2 separate regions of the Homo sapiens genome follow, and region 1 is linked to region 2. Evidence: chromatin loops called from intact Hi-C (ENCODE). Cell type or tissue: A673. All regions are shown on one strand. Each heading gives the region's core, and the rest is flanking DNA. Links, peaks and the distances in the headings are about the cores only. Region 1 overlaps ALDH1L1-AS2 (ALDH1L1 antisense RNA 2). Region 2 overlaps LOC107986124 (a long non-coding RNA gene).

The links. A loop is a pair of places that touch in the nucleus more often than their neighbours do. Peaks named below come from ENCODE experiments on the same cell type or tissue, not always from the same donor. Only the 100,000 strongest peaks of a DNase experiment are listed, where the experiment ranks them.
Region 1: a loop joins it to region 2, with 6 times the contacts of the local background. A loop is called at or near these places in 1 of 110 quality-filtered maps.

What each region holds. Positions count from the first base shown.
Region 1 is chr3:126,207,110-126,210,021 of GRCh38, reverse strand. ALDH1L1-AS2 (ALDH1L1 antisense RNA 2) reads right to left here. Exons shown (of 2, transcript NR_046383.1): 2 at 1-1,696. Among named protein-coding and RNA genes, the nearest start is that of ALDH1L1, 28 kb to the right of the region's middle. RefSeq lists an enhancer at 694-1,893. In A673, for the core only: no CTCF peak of the experiment used is centred there; DNase peaks (open chromatin) are centred at 1,211 and 1,571; H3K27ac peaks cover 2,500 bases.
Region 2 is chr3:126,286,418-126,289,329 of GRCh38, reverse strand. It overlaps LOC107986124 (a long non-coding RNA gene), which reads right to left. Exons shown (of 3, transcript XR_001740882.2): 3 at 1-1,317. It also overlaps a transcript of KLF15 not described here. Among named protein-coding and RNA genes, the nearest start is that of KLF15, 70 kb to the left of the region's middle. RefSeq lists enhancers at 244-788, 789-1,334. In A673, for the core only: no CTCF peak of the experiment used is centred there; DNase peaks (open chromatin) are centred at 839 and 1,599; H3K4me3 peaks cover 2,129 bases; H3K27ac peaks cover 2,500 bases.

The sequences.
Region 1 (2,912 bases), core at 253-2,752, 79 kb after region 2:
AGTGGCCTGGCCAAGGGCCCTGGCTACTCCATGGTGCTACTGGGATACACAGCCAAACCCGGGAAGATGGTCCATGTCCTCCGAGGCCAGCTGGAAGGGCTTGTCCAGTGAGGCAGCTACAGGGCTGGGCCTGGAGCCCAGGGCTTCCCAGTGGATGCTACTGCTCAGCCCTCCTGGCCCACATCTCTTAACTCACTTGGAGGGGGTCCCTCCTGGAGGCAGGATGCCCCTTCACACCCTTATCCTCCCTTCTCATTTTCCAACGTGGCCAGCAAGTGCTTTGATCTCTCTTGGAAATGTCTCTGGCCTCCTGACTTTAGGAATGAAAAATGTCCACACCGTGGCCTGGTGGGGGTGGGGTATGAGTGTTAAAAATCAGTCTTCCAAGTGGAAAAATATTTGATGGGAATTTTGACAAACAGTTGGGGAAGGATTAGGATAAGAATGAAGTGATTTATGGAAATGAAACTATGGCCGAAAAATTCAAATTTTTTTTGTCAGCATTCCAAATGACAAAATTATTTCATCACTAGACCTCGCCAAGGCTTTCTGAAAGTTGAATACCCATTGGTCTTCCAGGGTCCAGCTCATGCCCTGCACCAAGAGTAGGGATGGGCGAGGAGGGTGTGACCCAGCAGAGAAAGTTTCAGTTTGTGAGCAAACACCTGTCATGTCCAGGAGGCCTGGAGACCTTGTGGCTCTTGTCACATGATGAAGGGGTTGAAGAAATTCATCTACACACTGTGGAACCCGGACTCAGCCCTGGACCACAACTTTCCCTCTGTCATTCATTGGCTGTGACACTGAGAGATCAATTTCCCCTCTGAGCCTCAGTTTTTCCATTTGCAGAATTGGGGAAGGAACCCCCTCCCTCTTGGGTTTGTTGTGCGAAGGCAATGAGGTGTTTCCCATGTGCAGCTGTGAACACCATGAGAACACATGCCACTCCCCATCTTCCCAAGAGCCTTGACGCCTTCTGCATGGGCATGTCTTCCACCGCAAGCAATAGAAACTGTGTCTGGTTGACTGGAGCAAGAATTGGAGAGGATGTGGGTAGCTCTCAGAATCAAAGAAAAAGTGCAAAATCAACCCATAAGAGCCAGCGTGCAGACAGTCCCCTCTTAGGAACTGAGGGACACTCCTCAGGGAGCCATGGCAGCAGCACAGCAGGTCAGCTGTTTCCGTCTTGGCATGGCTCCACTATGACTCAGCGTCCTGGGGGAACCAGAGTCTGATTGGCTTGGCCCGTGTCCCAGCTCCTCGCCCAGGAAATGCCTCAATTGATTGTTACACCAGGACTGCATGCAACATAGACTTGTGCCCTAGAGCCAAATCAGTGAGTGCCATCAGAAGGACCGGGCATGGGGAATGAAAATAAACCACCACCGCCAACAAAAAAACGGGGGAACCAACCATAAATTCCTTCCGCTGAATGTTGGAGCCCATCTTTTCATTTGCATGATCCACCCTCTCCATTCTGTGTCTTCCAGTTGCAGCTACTCTTCAAGGATCACTAAGGACCATTCCACCTACTGAACAGTGATCACAGCATCAGTGTGTTAACTTCTGCTGTGAGCACCAATCTTCACATTCTCCAAAGTGCTGTGTGATTGCAGTTCCTATCATATCCACTCTTGTTGGCTTTTCACACGTACTGATGAGCTGTCAAGGCAGGAGATCCCCCATTTCCAGGGCCCTACAGAGGTTCAGATGAGAGAAGAGACAGGAAGTGAGTGACCTAAGCTCATAAGGCTTGTACGTGATGGAGCTAGGGCTTTACTTACTAATTTTAGGAATTTTTCTGTTTATTCTCTTGAGACTTCTGCAGATCAAAATCATTGTATCTGAAAATAGTAATGTTTTATGTCTTCTCTCTTAATAATTATGTATTCTATTTTGTTTTTATTTTATTGCACTACTAAAAAATTTTACAATAAAAAAGTGACAGCTGATACCTCTATTTATTTCCTGGACTTGATGAGCGTGTTTCTCAGGTTCTGCTGTAAAGCACAATGTGTAAAGTATGTAAAATGGTAATACTTGGCATACAGTAAGTGCTACATAGGTGTTAATATTTGCATCACTCTGTAGTTCTGAACTCATCTGCCTAACAAGCACAGCCTGCCCCCACTATCCCTCCTGTGCCCCAGACATGGGTATAGCTGAAGAGGGCCTTGGTTTGGTTTGATTCCATCATGTATGCACTCAGTGGAGACTCAGTAAGTGTTTATTAACTTAAAATGCATGCCCGAATGAACGAATCAGTCCATTGAGTTCTAGCGGCCCTTACCTGGGACACGCTGGCCTCATGGCCAAGGAAAAGAGCTTGCGGAACCAGGTGATGATTTTTAAAGCTTGGTATGGATAGTCTCCAAAGACAGTCACCATCAATTTCTTTCCTCCCTGTATGTGCTGGATGATTCTTACACCAAGTACTGGAATCTTGCCTTTGTCTTACTAACAAAGTCTGGACTAACCTTAGTGACTTGCTTAACCAATGGATTGTGATGGAAGTAACATTCTAGGACTTCTGAGGCTGGGCTTGTAAGATGCCTGGATCTCTTGATAATGTTCCCTCCTGGAATTTAGCTGTCAGGCTGTGAGAATCCCAAGCCATGTGGAGATGCCATATGTGAGTGCTCCAGTGAAGAGCCCCCACTGAGGCTCCAGGTGACAGTCAGAATCCACTGCTCACTGTGCGACTCGGCCATTTTGGACATCCGGCCCAGCTGAGCCTTCAGGTGGTGTGCAGCCGCAGCCAGAAACTGACTACCACACATAAGAAACCTAAGAAAGAACTACCGCACCCAGTCCACAGGGCCATTACATCATAATGAACCATTATTTTAAGCCACTCTGTGTTGGGATGGTGTTTTTGTTTTGTTTTGTTTTTTTGTTTTATTTTGTTTTTT
Region 2 (2,912 bases), core at 108-2,607:
CAAATCTGTCAGTCATTTCCTTTACGGTTTCCAGGTTTTGTTTGCTGCTTAGTAAAAGCCTTCTTCACCATAGGATTTTAAAAATATTCTTCCATATTTGGCTTTAAAACTTTTATAGATTTTTTAAATGTTTAGCTCTTTAATACACCTGGAGTTTATTCTTGCAAATGGTAAGAAGATTCTAACATTGGTTTCAAAATGGATAGTGAGTTTTCCCCAAAGCCTCTGTTGACCTTCCATCTTTCCAGCTTGGCTTTGAAAGGTCTCCTGTATCAAATACTAAATTTCCCCATAAACATGAATCTGTTTCTGGATTTTCTGTGTGAATTACTGAAGTCTTTTTGGAGGTTTTCGAAATCATCTTCAGGATTCCTATATATTTTCTCTTTCAGATGAACTTTCAAATCAGCTTCTCAAGTGTCAACATCCTGTTGCGATTTTCATTGATATTGAACTGAATTTATAGATTTTGTAAGCAGAAAAAAATTATTTTAATTTTTTGAGAAAAAAAGTTTTAAATGGTTTGTTTTCAGACTGTGTCAAGATATCCCTACCTCCGAAGTTGTCAGGTTTGCGGACCTTGGGGTGAAGCGTGGGGCTGCTGGAGGCGTCCAGCCCTGACTGTGTGTCCAGGACAATGAGCCCCGAAGTGAGCGGGCCGCGTCCTGTTGGCGCAGCCAACTTCACGCCCTCTGTCCAGGGAGGACTAAGGGACAAGCTGCAGCAGGCGCAGAGGACGCTGTTGGTGTCCGGGAGGCCGCTGGTACAGGGCGTTGGGCGTGGCTCCTTTCCAAGTGCCTTGCACTTTCCAGGCTGGGCTGCAGAAGCAGGCTCGGGGGCGACTCGCGTGGGGACTGAAGCAGCCAGCCTTGGCACCTGCCCACAGCAAATAACTGCCTTGACTTGATCTGGTTTTTTTGAAGAAAGGTTTATTCATACCCATTATGTGCGCATGTGTAAATTCAAACCCACGGCTTGCCGGAGCCTGGGCTTTCTCGAACATCAGTTGCTCCCATGCTACCATTTTGCAGTTTGCCCGTCTCCAGTAGATGATTTCTGAATATTTTAATCAACTCATTATTAACCATTCACACGTCTACCTTAGCCTCATTTTAAGCAATTGCACCTGTGGGTTTCACAGGCCTGCTGTATTTTTAGTACATATTAAATAAAGCATGTCTGTTGGGGCGTGCTGTGCTTGCCCACCTGCCATGTCGAGTCATTGTAGCCGCACGCTGGCAGAGAGGACGGAGCCTGAGTCCGGGTGCCGAAGGCGTTGGTCTTGCCCGGGCTTTGGCCCCAGCCGCTGCCAAAGACCTAGAGGAAAGAATTTCAGCGTTAGGGCTTCATCCGCCTATCGTGGAATCAGGACTTCGACTCAGCGCTCCAATTGCTGGGGCGGTGAAAGGCGTATCCCCGCGGCGCGGCGCCTGAGGGAGCCTCTGGAGCAGATTCCCATGCACAGACCCTCGCGGTGATGGGGACGGAGGGGGAAACCCAGGCTCCCGAGCAAGCTGGGGCTGGCTTGGGGCCAAGGAGTGTCCTTATTCTGTAGCTCCCAGAGCTCACAGGAGGGGGCTGGGGAGGAAGCGGACAGCCGGGAGTAGGGGCAGAAGAAAGCGCCCACATCAACTGGCTGGCACGAACCACATGTTCCCTAGAACGGGAATCCCTGCCGGGTGAGGGAGGCCGGAGCTGAGCCGCAGCCCCAGGAAGGGCGGGGCCTCTTCAAAGCATTCCCTCCGCAACGCTCTGGTAGCCCTGGGACTCCAGCCTCGCCTGCCAGCCCCAGCTCAAAAGGCCTCTGTCTCCCTCGGGCCTGGGGGTGGGAGCAGCCTCAAGATAATGGAGTGCGTGAGCTGGGGCCTCATTCAGACCTCTCCCCACCGTAAGGAGAGAACAGAGGGCCCGGACAGGGAGCGGGGGACTGGGCAGAATCACACAGCCAGCCAGGGGCTCCAGCTACAGTCCCCTGAACCAGCCCAGGCCATCCCTGACTCCCAGGGGACACTGGTAGCTGTTTTGGCTCTATTGGGGCCGGGGGGGTGGGGGGAGGCTAATGCTATGGAAAACATGCCGTAGGCATAGTGCAAAATGGACCAGAAGGAAAATTTTTAAAGTGGGACAAATACAGTACAGAATGCTGAGCTAATATGCTTAAACATCTTAAAGCAATACATAATTTTTAAAAGAAATGTCAGGCCAGGGGTGATGGCCTGTAATCCCAGCACTTTGGGAGGGAGAGGCAGGAGCATCCCTTGAGCCTAGGAGTTTGAGACCAGCCTGGGCAACATAGGGAGACCTCGACTCTTAAAAAAATAAAATAAATGTCAAGTACTAAAATTAACTCAAGATATAAAAAAAACACTGGAAAAGAAATCTCACTTAGGTGCAAGTCTCAGAATCATAGCAAAGCAAATGTAAACCAAAAATTAAATTCTAAGGCTCCCCCCAACCATCTGAATGGAACCCTCCTCTTGGCCAAAGGTATTCCAAAGTTAACCTGAAAAACTTGTTTAGGCCATGATGGGAAGAGGGGTGGTGGGACATGCCTCTTTATACCTGCCTCTCTTTTGGAATTCAGGAAAAGGTGACCAATGTTAACATCAACATAGACCTTAGTGTCTGATGAGAAATATTTACCAATTCTCTCTGAAGGCTGCTACTTGGAGGCTTCATCTGTGTCATAAAACCTAGGTCTCCACAACCTCTTATAGTAACCCAGACATTCCTTTCTATTGGAAATAACTCTTTCAAGCAATTAGCAGTCAGAAAATTCTTAAACTACCTATGACTGGGTGTGGTGGCTCACACCTGCAATCCCAACACTTTGGGAGGCTGAGGCGGGCAAATCACAAGGTCAGGAGTTCAAGACTAGCCTGGCCAACGTGGTGAAACCCCATCTCTACTAA